Regions from separate parts of the Mus musculus genome. Here region 2 is linked to region 1. Evidence: chromatin loops called from intact Hi-C (ENCODE). Cell type or tissue: left cerebral cortex. All regions are shown on one strand. Each heading gives the region's core, and the rest is flanking DNA. Links, peaks and the distances in the headings are about the cores only. Region 1 overlaps Dtd1 (D-tyrosyl-tRNA deacylase 1). Region 2 holds the start of Gm52529 (a long non-coding RNA gene).

Evidence for each region. Hi-C counts contacts between places; a loop is a spot of excess contacts. Peaks named below come from ENCODE experiments on the same cell type or tissue, not always from the same donor. Only the 100,000 strongest peaks of a DNase experiment are listed, where the experiment ranks them.
Region 2: it touches region 1 in a loop (2.6-fold over the local background); 4 of 42 quality-filtered maps call a loop at or near these places.

What each region holds. Positions count from the first base shown.
Region 1 is chr2:144,631,122-144,639,454 of GRCm38, reverse strand. It overlaps Dtd1 (D-tyrosyl-tRNA deacylase 1), which reads right to left. Exons shown (of 6, transcript NM_025314.3): 4 at 3,591-3,697. Among named protein-coding and RNA genes, the nearest start is that of Dtd1, 35 kb to the right of the region's middle. In left cerebral cortex, for the core only: CTCF peaks have their summits at 571 (motif pointing left) and 3,333 (motif pointing left); DNase peaks (open chromatin) are centred at 435, 3,319 and 4,373.
Region 2 is chr2:145,287,270-145,295,602 of GRCm38, reverse strand. All of the region lies in intron 2 of Slc24a3 (solute carrier family 24 (sodium/potassium/calcium exchanger), member 3), which reads right to left. It overlaps Gm52529 (a long non-coding RNA gene), which reads left to right and starts at 6,865. Exons shown (of 3, transcript XR_003953927.1): 1 at 6,865-7,080. In left cerebral cortex, for the core only: a CTCF peak has its summit at 3,908 (motif pointing right); DNase peaks (open chromatin) are centred at 3,935, 5,453 and 6,862.

The DNA of each region.
Region 1 (8,333 bases), core at 313-8,312:
CCAAAGTGTCTGAGCCATATGGCTGTCACATTCCTTGTGTTCTATGCTGACTAAACGTCTTTCATAGTCTCTGACTTTCCTGGTTTCTCTTTCTCTAGATCCATGTCTGAGAGCGAGGATCAGGTGGCAGGCAGTACGTCTGTCCCTCCTCACACTCTCATACACACATAGGCACTCACAGGCTTGCATACAAACACACCTTGTTCATCTGCACAGATGGCTTACAGAGTTGACATTTCTTAGAAACTGGCCAAAAGAACCATTTTTCTGTAACACTGAAACTTGCCAAATGAATGGTTTTCCATAATACAACTGTAGAATTTGGAATATAGTAAGGAAGTAAAACACTTAGGATTAAAAGCTTACTTGACAGAAACACATGTCTTTCTATCAGTAAGACAAATTTGGCTGTGCTCTTCCTATCTACACGAAAGCAAGCCAAGACACTGTCTGCTGCAAGAGAAGCCCGTCTAGCTGAAAGGGAAAGGCAGAGAGGCCACAGCACAGGAAGGCACCATGGTCACCTTGGCTCTTCTGTGCCCACTGGCTGCCACCTGCTGGAGAGCCAACGGATGGAAACCTGCATGAATGTCTAGGGTCAGGAAAAGCTACAGATGTGAAATTGGACAACACATGAATTTTAACAGCAAGGACCTCTAGGACTACATAAAGTCTTCTTTAACCTAATAAATTAATATAACTTCCTCCGATGTTTAAAGAACAATGTTTGAGGCTCATCAGGTTTCTCTAGTTTTATGGGATATTACAGGTATACAACATGCCATTTTAAAATAGTTTAGATGGAATGAAAAAGCCAACCTAAAACTTTCCCAAAATACAGTTAAAGCAGAATAATTCCTCAAAACTATGGGACAACAATCACATAAAGCCAAAGGGAACAGCAGGAGCAGAAAGAAAAGTGAGAGAGACTGCCACCCTGCAAGCTGCGGCTCCGCTGGCTTCCGCGATCAAGCAGACCATAGTGGCAGCAATGGCCGGGAGGACGAGGGAAAGAGACACGAAAGCTGTCATGCACCGGGACAACCAAGAGGTCAGTGGGGACCTTAAGCCCCCGAGGGCAGAGCAGAAGGAAGATGCCGAGGGACTCGCCCACTGTAGACCAGGAAGCACAGATGCCCCAGAGGCCCCAGAATGGCTCAGGGCACTCACTTGCCTAGTGTGCATGAGACAGTGGGATGAATTCCTAGCACCAGAGGAGGGCGAGGCCAGGAAGAGTAAGATGATGAGTAAGCAGGCCCTAGAGAGCTAAGTGAGGCTGCTGAGAGCCTGGAAAGGGGGAGTCAAAACCAGGCCAGACTGGCTGGGCAGGATGTGACCTGTGCCACCACCAAGGGTCTATATTCAAGGAGCCTCTATTCTGTCACCACCTTGAAAATGGTTGGGTTTTTTTTTTTTTTCTTATTGTCTTATTTCTCAGGGACATCAGAAAGTTTGGAATCCCTAATTAAGTAATCCCTGATTTCCAAAGGCACTACCCATGAAAAAAAGGCCGGCTGCTACTTGAGGAGCCACGTGGTACGAAGGAAAGCTCCTACGGGGTCTGAACAGGGGTCTTCACTTTGGCTCTGGCCTCAGCCCAGGAAGGGAAGCTTTGCTGCTACACTGAAGTGGGGAGTGGGGAGCAGCCGGGCTGATGCCATCTGCTGACCTCTTTCTCTGCAAAGAAAAGAGAACTGTCTGCCAAGACCAGAAGAAAGCCAGGGGCGTGCCGGGGGGGGGGGGGGGGGATGGAGAAATCTGGTAGACTCCACTGTAACCAGGCGGCAAGGTTAGCATGACTGCGGTGAGACAAACTGGTGTCGCATGCATACTGCCTGATGATGCCCTAAGAAGAGAACAAGATGGCTTTTGGACAGCCGCTCTTCCCACCACACCACAGTGCCTTGCTCTAACCACAGACACAAAATTGAGAAAAGGTCTACCGAACAGCATTCCAGAAAGGGTCAAGGTCGTGAAACACAGGAAAGACTAAGGAACTGACTCAGGTTGAACAAAACAAAGAGAAATGACAACTGTAATGCAATGGAATTTGCAATGTTGCACAGCTAAAACAAAAACTAGTTAGACTACAGGATGTGGTGCCTTCCTGTAAGATCTAGCCAAGCAGCAGAGGCGGCAGCCACAGCAACTGAGCACTGGCTGCTCATGCCTATAATCCTGGCACTTAGAAGAGTGTGGAAAGAGACTGACTGGGTTCAAGACCAGCCTGGACTACAAAGTGATACCTTGTGTCAGAAAAAGGAAGGAACGGAAAATGGGAAAGGAAAGAAAGGAGGAGGGAGAAGAGAAGAAAGAAAGGAGGAGGAAGAAGGGAGGGAGGGAGGGAGGGAGGGAGAGGGCGGGCTAGTGAGTTCATATAAGGCTCTAATGTAGCTAATAGTGTTGGATCAGGGCTAACTTCAGTATGTGATCACTCTAAATAATACATCAAAACTAGGAAAGCCAGGAAAGACTGTAGCAGGGTTCTGTGGGCTCTCCTGTGAGGCTCAAATTATCTCAAAGTTTACATTTCCCTGTAGATTGTTTGTGATTTTTAAAACGTTATCAGTAGGGGTTGGAGAGGTTGCTCAGCGGGTTGGAGCACTGACTGATCTTCCAAAGGTCCTGAGTTCAATTCCCAGCAACCACACAATGGTCATCTATACTAGGATCCAAAGCCCTCTTCTGGTATACAGATGAACATGCAGACTGAGCATTCATATAGATAGGTAGGTAGATAGATAGATAGATAGATAGATAGATAGATAGATAGATAGACAGACAAACAGACGGACAGATGGATGGACAGATGAAATGTGTCAGTAATAGCAACAACCTCAGTTCCACTTTTGAAGCTTAATGCCATGCAGACATGGTCCTACCTCTCAGCCAACACAAAGTGTCAATGGCTCCACACCAGCACTCAGCCTTGTTTATATCCTGCATCCCCCACGTGAGCTCATCGTTCCACTTTGCAGCATCCTAGGAAGGGGACGATGCTAGGAAGGAAGAGCAGGAACAGGCCTAGTTCCACAGCCTGCCATGCCTCATGTCTCTATCAAGTGGATTAATTAAAGCTTTTATATATGCTAAACACAATGGGACAGCATAAGTTTGCAAGACTATTACACATCCCTTTTCTCTGTTTTAATTACATTCTTCCTGAATGCTTATAGAGTTGGCAGTAAATCCAGGTCAGATGTTGCTTTAGAAAAATGAAGACTTATAAAGAATCTTGAGTGGCTCATCTACCACCCACACCTTGGACAAAATCCAATCCAGGTAACCACTCTCACTGGGTACACTAGCCAGGGTCGCTGCTCTGCTGCCACCCAGTGGCAACTGGGTGACATGACACCTAGCCCAAGAACTAGAAGAACAGACGCTTCTAAGAACACTTTGTCTACACGGTGGAGCAGAGACATGCTCAGGAGTTCTTGAGAAGAGAGAAAGTAAGATAGACGTGAGGCTGCAGCCATGAAGGGTTTCCTCCACCTCAGGATGAGGACTTCCCCAGAGACAATGATTAGGTCAAGGCACATTACCTATCTATACCCTCCAGACTGGCAGGCTCCAGGTTCTAGGCTTACCTGCTTTGGGTCAGAGCTAGCAGCTCCAGGAGCAGGGGACTCCAGCTCTATAGTCACAGGCCCATCGTTCTGAATGTGCACCTGCATGTAGGCACCAAACTTGCCATCTGAAAAAACAATCAAACAAATTCAAGAGTTGGAGACCCCAGGTTTACCTGGCCAAAGACCACATGGACAACAATGTAATAAAAATATAAAAACCTGGGCAGTGGGGCCTGCCAGACAACACAGGACAAATGGCCATCCCCATGAAGGACTTAGGAAGGGGAGGCAGCTAAACAGCACAAACATTACAGGCTGACCAAGAGAACTGGCAAAAAAAGACCTGGTAACACAGAATGCCATGTGTGTGGCAGGAAGGCACACTAGCACAGCCACTGAGCGATACCATCTTGGCCTCATGCCCATTAAAGGCTCTCATATCAATCCCCATTCGTTGGCCTTCTGGGTTTAAGGCAGCTTTATGACTCCAGTACAGAATCTTTCTCCAGGAGCCATGACTTCCACCACATCAGCTTTCCATTCTGATTCTTCCCAGTCCGTTCACTTCCTCCTTAATTCCACAAGGATTTAAAAAGACAGACAGACAGACACACACACACACACACACACACACACACACACACTAGCATTGGTTTTCCTCAGTGCACAGACAGTAACACCAGAGATGGTATTAAAAGCACCCAAACTGTCTGCCATCTTTTATAGGCAAGATAATCTGGTTCCCAGTGGGGAACCAAGTGTGCCCAAATAATGGTGGCTTTCTGTGATCTCTTATGATTAAAGTGGCCATTCAAATCAACAGAGCCTTTGTTTTATCTGTGTCACACTAGCTAAAAAGACATCAGCTGGGAAGGAAATCATGTGTTTAATTGCATGCTAAAATTATGGCTACAATTAGTAGCAAATTTCACCATCTACGCTCCTCAGGGAAGCTGCAGGCAGACTCAGGAGGAAGAGAATTATTTTCAACCTTGAATTTCTGTTGGCAGGATATACGGCACATGCTTCACTGTGGTTCTCATTCCAAGTAGTGAGAAATTATTTTTCTTTTCCTGTTTTTCTTCAGTTGGGAACAGAACTATTATCTGAATTTCCATTTGTACACACAATAAATCCAAAGACAGGTTTTAAGAGGTCTTAAAATGGTAACATTTTTTTCCAGTCCAGATCAAAGGGTGAAGTCCCCAAGAAAAATTACACTGGCCAGGGAAAATAAATACACTTTTAAAAATAAAAGACAAGAACATATCTACAAAATTACATCTGGTTTCATGTGGTGATATAATCGAGTTGTTCTTAACTATAAGTCTCAGGGTTCCACCCAGGGCTGCAGGACAAGCACGTGTCAAACATGTTTGTGCCACATGTTTCAGACACAAAAACCCCTGGCTGGGGCCCAGCATCTACACACTGGTCTCGGGCAGCTGCTGTTTGAGGCCCCCTCCTAATCAGGCTGGAAGGTGAACCACACATCAGGAATCACTACTGACCTGAGGCTGCTGTCCCTGCCTCTCTAGACAATGCTCAACTGACTCTCACCACATACCAAGAAGGTCCACCCCGCCAGTCTGGGGCCAGTCATCATGATTGCAATGAATGTGTAAAAAGCTTTGGTCCCTGTTACTAACGTACCTACCATTGGCCATCAGAGTATATGGTCAGTCTGAGGGACAGCCCAGACAACTGACCAGGAAACACAACAACAACAAATGTTATCAAAGGAAAAATGGAGTGACCAAGAGGCATGTGCTGTTGTTTCTACCATCCAGAGCACTGCCATGACCCACTGGGATGTGGCCCAATGTTAGGGGACATGGCACTAGACAAGAGCCTTGGGCTAGCTTGAACCAAGCCCATCTCCTATAGGCAGTTCCCTTCCACCCAGGAAGTGTTCTCACCACCCAGACTTCTTTCCTGTTCCACTCTTGACCTGTTCAGAGCCCAAGCAGAGCCCAAGGAGGAGTTGCTCGTGGAAACTCCAACACAGGGTGCACAAGCACCAGGCCATGGAAAGGCTATGGTCACTGTCTAAGCTGCAGGGCTTTGAATCCCAGGACTGGGAAGGATACTCATGGGGTTGGCACTGGCAAGCTTCTGGCATATGTAGCAGCTCTAGCCTCATGTGCAGAGCCTGCTTCCATGGAAACAGCAGTGTATCCCAGCATCACCACCTCCTCAGAGGACATGGCCTCACCAGAGCAACACACTGGGTCAACGACTGCAACACAGCAATGGATGCCTGGCTCCAGACAAACTGACTGCCAGTGGCAAGGGCTCTAGGATCCTGCAGCAGAAACCAGACTCTCCAGGAAAGACACCTCCTCAGACTTTCCTGGGAAGACAGCTGCTTGTCAACACATGGGGACAGTATGGGTAACTGAGCTTCTCAGAGTGTGAACAGCCAGACCTGAGTATAGATCTCTATTCTATACTGGAAGCCTTGAAGGGATCAAGAGAGGCAAACCCTAGACCATTAGTGATTCTCCCAGGCCCAGGCTCCCCTTCTGAAAGTGTTCTGCTTAGCTGTGCTAATTCTGTGCACTGAGGCAGCCCAGGTCCAGGATGTCATAGCAAGGCTTACTAGAGAAGGGGATATACCTGCAGCCCAAGATCAAAAATGTCTAGTTATAGGAAGGGGCTACCCTCAAACACAAACCATAGAGCCAAAAATATGGCTCTATAGTAAACAACCATTTGGCTGGTAAATAAGTAGGGCCAAAAGTCACCTCAGCTGGCAGATATTCTAACTGAGCTTAGGTGCCAAGATCATAGATTCATAGCAATTAAGGAAACTCATCTCGTCTAACACAGAGATTCTAGGCAATGCCTCTGATCATAGGACATGGCTCAGATATCTTTGTGATCTGCAGTACCTAACAACTCTCTGCCTAGATAACCTCACAGGAAGTAGAAGTCCACCTCGTCCCGTAAAGGGGACACACAGAACCTATGTGGGATGGCTGCAGTGTTTGAGGTCCTGATGGACCTACAAGGACAACTTTGTAATACAGGTATGCAAATATGTTGGCCATGGCTGCTAAGTGAACCCATCTCAGACTGGCCAAGGACACTCCTCTGCTGAGAGCAACTGGCTAGGAAACCAGCCAGGATCTTCTGAGCTTAGCATTCCATTTCTTTGAACTTGAATATGATGTATTTTTAGTCTTTGTCTCTCCTGGCTATGAGTAAGGTAGGGGGTTACATTTAAAGTCTGTGCATGTCCACATTGCTGACAGTGAAGTTGATTTCCTCTTGTATCTTAGATATATGATGAGATGTGTACTCTAGTCAGACAGTCCTTTAACCTCAGAGCAGAACTTCTGCTGGATTGGTGAACATGGTTGGCTGCAGTATAGGAAACAGCATAGAGATATCTTTCCCCTCGGGAACACGGTGGCCTCAGAGGGGCTTCACAGCAAGGTTCTCATCCAGGTCAGAACTTTAGGAGACATAGGATGCCCCACAGGAGGAGCCTCAGAGGCTCAAAGGTAGACCAGAAGTCAAACAGTGTTGGGAGCCGCCCCCACATTCGCCGTCACAAGATGGCGCTGACATCCTGTGTTCTAAGTGGTAAACAAATAATCTGCGCATGAGCCAAGGGTATTTCATGACTACTTGTACTCTACCTTTCCCGTGAACGTCAGCTCGGCCATGGGCTGCAGCCAATCAGGGAGTGATGCGTCCTAAGCGAAGAATAACTCCTCCTTAAAGGGGACGGGGTTTTCCGCCATTCTCTCTCGCTGGCATCTCTCTGGCTCTGCGCGCCCTGCGCTCGCTCGCTGCCTAAAGATGTAAACAATAGAGCGCGCGCGCCGGAGCTCTGGCTCCTAAAGATTATTGAAGGGGCTTTCGTTTTTGGGGCTGGGCGCTGGGCGCTTGCCCTCCTGGCTCCCAAAGATGTAAGCAATAAAGTTTTGCCGCAGAAGATTCTGGTCTGTTGCGTCTTTCCTGGCCGGGCGTGAGAACGCGATTAAGAATTGGTGCTGAAATCCGGGACGAGAAATTCCGGGACGAGAAAAAATCCGGGAAGAAAAAACCCGGGAGGAAACTCGGGACGGGAGTTTCACCGGCGCAAGGAAGATCCCTCATTCCAGAACCAGAACTGCGGGTCGCGGTAATAAAGGTTCCCGTAAAGCAGACTGTTAAGAAGGATTCAACTGTATGAATTCAGAACTTTTCAGCTGGGGAACGAGAGTACCCGTAAGTATAGCTTTACGAGGTAAGCCTGGCCTTGAACTTTCTAAGGAAATTCAAGACAGTCTATCAGAAGTAAAGTGGAAAATGTTTGGCCTTGAATTTTTTCTAATGTTAGGAGCCCTTTTGTTCCTTTTCACATGTTATCAGGTGATTAAGATAGGGCTGAAAATTCTGGATGAAATTCAGGGCAATCTATCAGAAGTAAAGCGGGGAGAGAGAGTAGGAGCAAAGAGAAAATATGGTACACAAAATAAGCATACAGGCCTTTCCATGGGTCTTGAACCTGAGGAAAAGTTTAGGTCAGGTAAGAATACCTGGGGAGAGATTAGAAGGAAGGAGAAGGAAAAAGAAAAGAAAAAAGATCAATCAGCGGAGGCTTCTAGGAGAAGGAGCCTCTACTCATCACTAGGTGAGCTCAAGGAGCCAGTTTTTAATAGTTCTGAATCAGATGAAAAGGCTATTAGGGCCTGGAAGGCGCTCTCCCGAGCAGGTGAAGCCACTGGACAATAATGACAGAGGCAGGCTCTTGCAGCCTACAAGGTC
Region 2 (8,333 bases), core at 281-8,280, 660 kb before region 1:
GAATAATTTGACTAGATCACATCAAAAAATCTATAACCTGTGCATATGTGGAATGAAAAATGACTTATTTGCTAAATTTTATGCAAGGGGTTCCTGGCGCCTGGAAGTTATATGCAGTTGTTAAATGAAGGAGTAGATATTTTCTTTATATCCTGGTCTTTTTCTAATGCTTTAAATGTGGCAATAGAAATATTTAGATATTCTGTAATATTTATAGAATAGCATAAACAATAAGAGGACCATATCCCTCAGCCTTCTAGGACAGATTTTATGAGAAGACCAGAGAACTCTCTATTAGGTAGATTCCAGAATGTACTCTGAAGGGGACAAAGTAGAACCAGTACCCAAATCACTATGATCCTTCTATAACTGTTGAATATTTTGTAAAACACTATTCCCTGAACTTCAACTGTAGAAACCCTGATCTGTATGCCTGAGATGGATCCCAGAAATGGCACACAAGGAGCAACTCCCCAGGTGATTGTTGTAGGTCCCTGTGAGCATCTCTGAACAAGATAAAGATCTTAAAGCAGCTGCTAACCTTAAATAATTCATTGAAAATTCTCAGTGTATGACAGCTAAAAATCCCCATGCCCATGCCCCACCAAGACCAGAGGAATCAGCCGTCATCCTGGGTTGGATGTGCTTGCCCTACTGAGTAGTGGGAAAAGCAAAGAGCCAGCAAGTCAAGTGTCCCTTACTTGATCCTTGGTTCTATCATTCACCGTTACTAGTCGTCTTATGCCAGAGTCCATTCTTTCATCATAAAGGAGCAGAAAGACCTAATTCATTTGCTATGGCAAACATTCAGTAGGTATATACTTGAATTTTTCCTTTTGTTATTGTAACATTCCACAAAGGAGGAATGCTATACAATGGTACTTTCTATACTAGTGATTTTGTTATAAACAGAAAGTCTACAGGGCAAGATTAGAGAGAGAAATCTCTAATCTATGCTCTAATTTCTAGGTGTGTGCTAGTTCATTGCTAGGTTATCCCCAGCCTTTTAAAAGGGGACCTGGCAATGTCTGCACATTGAATTCTGTCCTATTCTTTTGTCACCCCACTTCATCTAACTGCCCATGCTATGAGATAATATAAACAGGACAGTGAGACATTGAAAAAAGAATATCAATGTCGTTCAGCCAGAGGTATCTGTGTAAATTTGCTGCAGTTGCTGCAACTCAGTAATATAAACTGTGTGGCTTCAACAGCAGATGCCCATTGTCTTATGGATTCTTGAAACAAACATCCAAGATCAAAGAACAGGTAGTACTAGTCCATCCAACGTCTATGAGAGACAATCCGTCTCAGCTTCTTCCCAGATTCCAGCAATTTGCTGCCAACTTTCCATGTCCCTGAATTGTAGACACCTCACCCAAATGTCTGTATACATCCTCACATTCTCAGCTGTGGTTAAACAATAACAAAAGGAAATTCAAGAGGCCAGAACCACTAAACAGAATCCAATTCTTTACTAGGACAATACATACTGGTTAGCTGGAGCTGAGAAATGAGTGGTGGTTAAGAAGAGTCCAGAGCATCATAAAGGTGAAATCTTCTGGGAAGTATTATTTGGTGTCATCACACAGAAGCAGTGGTCCAGAAGGGACCAAGGATGTATCTCATGATGTCAGCCATACTTAGTAAGGTGCAAGAGTTTCCCATATGGTACTTGTTCTAAAGGCATGAAGGGGTCATGGAGAATTGCTCAGGCTTGGCTTAGCTAAAACAGCTGAAACAGTACTTCATCCAACACCTTTTGCTTCAGAAACTACCAGAAGGAAATCCTTTAGCGATCACGTGGAACTCACTCTCCTTCCACAATGCATCTGTGCCCTTCCCATCTTCCTTCTGTACTTCTGGCTAAGCAGGATTTATCAAACAGTAAGTAGGGTGTTGCTAACCCTGGGCTGCTTCTGGGTGACTTGCTACTGGCTTAGAAAATTGGGCAGACTGTCTTGAGTTTAGTGTTTGCCCCTAGTTCCCTCTTGGTTCCTGGACCTCAGCCCCCTAGTCTTGGCAAACCCTGTAGCCCTGGGTTAAGAACACAGTTCTGCCCAGCAGGTATTCCAGGGCAGGCCCTCTATAAAGCACCATGTGTGCAGCAAAGTAAAATGAAACTCCAACTCTTATTTAACAAATTCTGTCTCTTCTAACACAGACATACATTAGGTTAACTTTTTCCTAATGTGTTCCTTTTACTTTTCCAAACAAAGCAGGGCACAGAAGACGTTTAGAAGAGCTAAGTAAGTGAAATGACTTTTTAAAGGATCTCTCACAGATTGTTGTAGAGACGCAGTGGTGGTTAGGAATACATCTTGTCATGGATTCTTCACTGAATGTGTTTATTTAGTCCTTTTGGAGGAATGAGCATCCACATACATGCTAAGTGGAGGAGGGGAAAAATTCAAATAGACACCTGGAGACAAAAGCCAACTGCCCTGTGCTAAAATGTGACTTCCTGGATAGGACTGAAGACTAGACTCAACATCCACAAGCAGCTACAGCCTGAGGCATTTCCCATGGGAATACACCAGAGAGGCTACAACAATGGGAAGCTCTGAGAGCATTCAGAGTAATTACAAACAGGTTTATGGGGAACTCAGTACCCAAGAATGCCTTTCCACGATTCAGTAAGTTTATGGCTCTTTCAGAGCTTGGCAAATATCCCTGAGCAGAGGAGAAGTTATCCCCTTCAAAATACAGAAAGTGCCTTGTGAATAAAAAATGATATCACCATAGCAACACATGGATGTTTCCACTCAAAGTGGGCCTTCTAGGCCTGGCCTTAAAAAGACAGTGTCCTCTGAAGAGGACAGACAGGCCTATGTCTTAGATTTAATAGTTGCCAAGGGGCCAGCTACAGATCCTTAAAACAATGGTATAAACAAGAGCTCTCAGGGACTAGAGGCTTGTTCCATACACAGAAGTCGAGGAAACCACCATAAGGAACGTGGGCAATCTTCATTTCAGGTATATGAAGAGCCATTATTACTCCCATGCTCTTGAAATAAACCAGAAGCCTCCAAAGGTCAGAATGCTGTCCAAGGTTACAGATGTATGTGGAAGAACCTACACTGTTATAAACCCCAGAGGACAAATTCAAACTCCTCATGCTTCTCCACACTTAGCCCTAACACTTGGCTAACACTGATCATCCGCTGAGCCCAAGATGGCAGTCCACCTGGAAGGCCCAAACCCTGGTACCAAAATGACACCCTGCCTGCCATGAAGTTAACTGTTCAAGTAGCCTCAAGGAAAATACATAGCCTATGGAGTCTCTAGTCTGGGAAGTGAGGGTATCTTGGGTTCCTTCCTAAGAGTATCTGAGGGCTTATGATGCTCTGGGAAATTTCAAGAAAACTGATATGTGGCTGGCCAACTAGCCCAAACTGTGAGAGGTCAGACCCAAATTAATATCTGGCTATGCTAGAGGCTTCCCTGGGTACATTACATGCAAAATTGGCAGTTCAGGGGAGATCTTGGCTTAGCAAAGAACTAACTAATAAGTGAGAGGAAACTCTATTTCACACAATTTTTTCCATTAAAGCTAAGAATATATAGTCACTATCTTCTAATAAAGCTACAAAGCTGCAGTTGAGCCTACAAAATGGCAATCTTGACTATTTGATGAGACAGGACTCTGGGTCTGATTAATGTCAGTATGATGGTTGTATATTTGAAAGTATTTTTATAATAGTTTATACAATATCTTAAAGCTGTAGGTGAAAATATTTGCATTTTAAAATAGTTCATAAGGTTAAAAGTTATGTGGTATTGGTGACTTCCTCATATATAATTTTTAAAAAACGTCTAAGAGGAGGTAATGGATGTGATGGAATAACCAACTCTGAGCTTGTTCTTCATTCATCCCCTTGTAATCAGATTTTTCTGCTCTTCTCACCAGTAGATGGTGCTATCTCTTGAACTTGGACTGTCTTTGTGCCTTGATTCGACCATGAAAATCACTGAAAATGATACTACTTCAATTTCCCAGGTCAGGCTTCAGGGACCTTGTGCACTTCCCAGTTCTCCACCACCCCTTTCAGTGAATCTGAGAAAGACACTGCAGTGGAGTGAAGGAATAAGAGACCTAGGCAATTGTTAGTCAACCTCAGGACATGAGAAACCATCCTAATCCTTCTTACTCACCGATTACCCCAAATGATCATACTCACACAAAGAAGCTCTGTTGAGATCAGATGGTCCTGTCCAGTTCAGTATGAATGCTGTGCTGACTCACCGACCCATGCACCATAGCAGATATTGGTAGATTGAAACAACCAAGTTTAAGGATATTTGTTATACAGCCATAGCTAACTGATACAGCAGGTTTCCCAGAGTATGAATGAAAGCTTTTTTCCAACACACCCACCCACGAGGCAGACAGGAGTTTGTTCTGTTCTAGAGTCTATTCTTTATAAGAATATACTACCATATCTGTTATTTGAGTATGTTAGGTGCTAGAGTAAACTTCTTCTGCTCTAATTCCTTACTTAATTCTGGTAGCAAAGTATTCTCCATAGCCACATAGCCATATTGAGATTTAATATTTTCGTATTAGACGCCAGGAAAGGAGAAGTGGACTGAAGTCACATGATGTGTGACATCAAAAAAGTAAATCTAAGGATAACTTATCTCAAGCTCACATGCTTAGAAAGCTCTGTTTCTAATTTGTTCTTAATTAGTTATGCATTGCAAGGTTTAAAAAGTTTCCACCATGGCTGGACAGCAACTTCATGTGCATTTTTCCAGTAGGAGAGTCCAAGAGTAACTAATCTCCCGATTCCCCCACTGCAAGAGGACAAGCAGAGAATACCTACTTCTTTCTGGTACCCAGGAAGGAAAGCTATTTACTCCATACAAACATCAGGAGATGGGTCTAAGCTAGGCTTAGAAAGCTTAATCTATGAGCCAGACAGTCAGTACTTCAGCTGTTATTGTCTCGTTCTACCACACAACCAGCCACAGAAACACACAAATGAGAGGGGATAACTGGATTTACCCTGCAAAAAGGCAGCATTTACTCTACAAAAGAAGATAGAGTTCATCAAGCCATAGCTGCAGGATTGAACAAGGAAGGAGAAATATATGGAAATGTTAGTGCTCCTATTCCCTAGAGTTAGGAAACAATAATAAAAGGTCTATTAAAAGTGTCTTAATATTAATAGCATCTGAATCATCAATCCTTTTTATAATATGAGAGATGATTAATTGTTTCTTAATGAATGGATGGACTCATCTTGAGTTACTTGCCATATATGAGCTCCCAGCTCAGGATGAAGAGGACATATGAGGCTATATATTTTTCCCTTGAGCAAAAAAAAAAAAAAGATGGTGGGAGGTAAGTCTAACATCCAACACAGTTGTCATATATAGTCAACTGTGCCAATGATCATTCAAAATATAGTTTAACTGATGGTAATTCAAGCTTCAGAAACAGGTGTGAGCAAAGTTCTGATTCTTCCACCGAGTGATTTTTTTTGACATCTTTATATTAGACATATTTTTTTCAAAACATTGGCCTGTGGAGTGAAGCTGAAGACTAAACAAAACTGCCTACCACAAGGATTCTCAGTAATCACTGTCAATCAAATCAAATGGTAACTCCAGGGACTCCCTTGCAACAATACAGACCTGACCACTGCTTATCTGGCAGAATCAAGCATCAAACATTCAGACAGGCATGGACACCCCATCAATAGACACCTCAGCTATTACTCTTTTGTGTACAAAAGTAGGGTGAATGGACAGAGATTTCCTCTACAGGTCCTTTAAACACTTAAATATAATTAATCCACCGCCATTTTCAGCTAAGTGCATTCTTGCCTATTAGTTAAATATGAAAAGCTATCCAGCCGATGTGCAAAGAACTGAACAGCTTTGAATAGCAGTCACTTCCTTCTTAATACCTAAGTTCAATACTTGCAGACATGGAAGGCTTTGTTTCCTATTGGAAATAGCATTGTCAAAATGATAGCCACTAACAACATGTAGTCATGCAAACTAAAATTGAGTAAAATTTAAAATTTAATTCTTTGCTTGTATTAGTCCCATTTCAAGCTGCATCACTATATGGTACAGACGGAGAAAATTGTCACAGAAATTCTAGACAGAGTGTTCTAGTTTAGATTAACGCAGCATAGGCTATTCCGTTCAGTGATTAATTCAGAGACACTAAAGCTGCCATCAGAGAAATGGACTCTACTTTTGTGCATGGTCCCTGGTTTTGAGGGTACACTGGGCCACATGCAGACCAGAACAGCAGCATCTACAAATACCTGGCAAATGACAGGTAGGGATCAGTGGACAAAAATCCCACCTGTCATGGGGTCTAGCTTGGTCACTCTGAGTGACATATTATCTTGAGGTTTCCAGAGTTGCTGGGTAACAGCAAACCCAGGTGGCCCATGTGATTGCCTGTTGGCTCACACCCCCCTTACTGGCTCAACTTGGGTTAGTTCTGAGGGAACCTAACTAAGACAATTATGTCAGTAAGACAGTCACATTTATCTTGGCACTGAATGCTGCTGTCTGAGACCTAGTTAATATCACTGGTAAAAATGACCACCATTTGTGGAATTAGCATTTAAGATCTCAGAAAAAAAGGTATGCCTTTAACTGTCTTACTGGGTGTATATACTTTCTATATTTTCTGAGCTTTGCAGCACTCTTGTCCGTTTTTATTTTATTTTATTTTTTTACTGTGTTGATATTTCTCAGCTTGATCATTTGCTTAATTGCCAGTTCTACTTTTAGAACATTTAGCTGTTTCCAAAAATCAAGCCACTCTTCAGTGACATCTGGCCTCCATTGAGAATACTGAAAAGAACATGTCCCGGGCTCTGAAAGCAATTCCCACAGTCCAGCTCTCAGGCCCTTTAGCCAATAGCAAGTCATTAGAATAAATGGAGCCCAGCCATGGAGGGCAGGGCTGCTCATTTCCCTTGTTTCCTGTGTGACTTCTGAAACCCAGTTTCTTCATGGTCAGGTCTATCTGCCCATTTCTCTCACTACCTTTTTGTTCAGATATGGTTCCCATCCCACAGAATTCAACCACCAAAAGCATGTGATTTGGTAAGTTTGCAGTGTATTTGTGGGGTTGGTTTGACACTCATTACTGAAAACGTTAGTGGCATCAAGTTTGTTTACTCTTTAGAGGCACTCTCTTGGCCTCCTTTTGCTTTTAGAATATGATTCATGGGGTGTGTTGTTTCACTGTAGATGGTTTCAGGCAGTGTGATAGCACATGCTCCCTACCCAAGCATCAAAGCCACATGCATTGAAGGTTAATTAGCTACCACTGAATATGACAAAATACTAAGCAATAATCATATTAGTACTTCTTCCTTTCCATTTTTATAAATTAACACCGTGTCTGGTGTCCAGTCACATCCAAGAGTTTTGCTGCAAAAAAACATAGCAAGTCTCATCAGTAACATTTTATTTGCTCAACAAAATCCGAATTCTCACGCAAAAGTATATCCTTTTTCAAAACTTTCTTCTGACTTCCCTCTCTAATTAACAATTCCTGACTTTTCCCACGGGACTCTTCAATACCTTCCCCTCAAACCTCACACATCTGGGGTCATTTAAACCACCATCCAAATGTGCTTCAGAGACCCTTGTTTGAGGAACCTGGTGGTAGTGGAAGGGTGCATTAGTACAGCCAAACATAAGACTCAAATGGGGAATAAAATGGCAGTGATTTTTTTTTGTTAATAATCTTCATGTAACTGTGGCTGTCCCACTTGAATTTCGAAATACCAAGGGTCTCAGGTGCTGGGGCGGTGTTATACTACTGTCAAGGTCAAATCTTACAACCCTGAACTATCATGGGTAACAGCACTGAACTCACTGTGTGTTAATTAGACCAGATAAAGCCAGCAGCAAGCACAGGACCAATAAGCAGGATTTTAACCACAAACTAATTGATCTGGGTTTTTATCTATGAAGGAGAACAAAAATGCAGGTGGAGTAATGTTATAGTTTTCCTAAAAGTTTCAAGGCCCATCTTATTTCCCTACAGGTTAAACAAGCATGAGATCATCTTCATATCTGTAAGACAGGCTGTAACAATTAATTTTATGGCTTAAGGTAAATGAAAATTTATGTGGTGAGCTATGGAGTGGCTTCTACATGCCTAGTAAGCTATAGGAATAATGATTATCAGTGTCTATTGATGAAAAGAAAGACACATTTGTAGAATTGGTATCAGTTAATAAAAAGACAAATGATTACATTTTTCTGGGGCACAAAGATCATTCATCCATTAGAGTAGACACATTCCATGTTCGCTAAACAAGTAAAACAAGTCATTTTCCCACTTG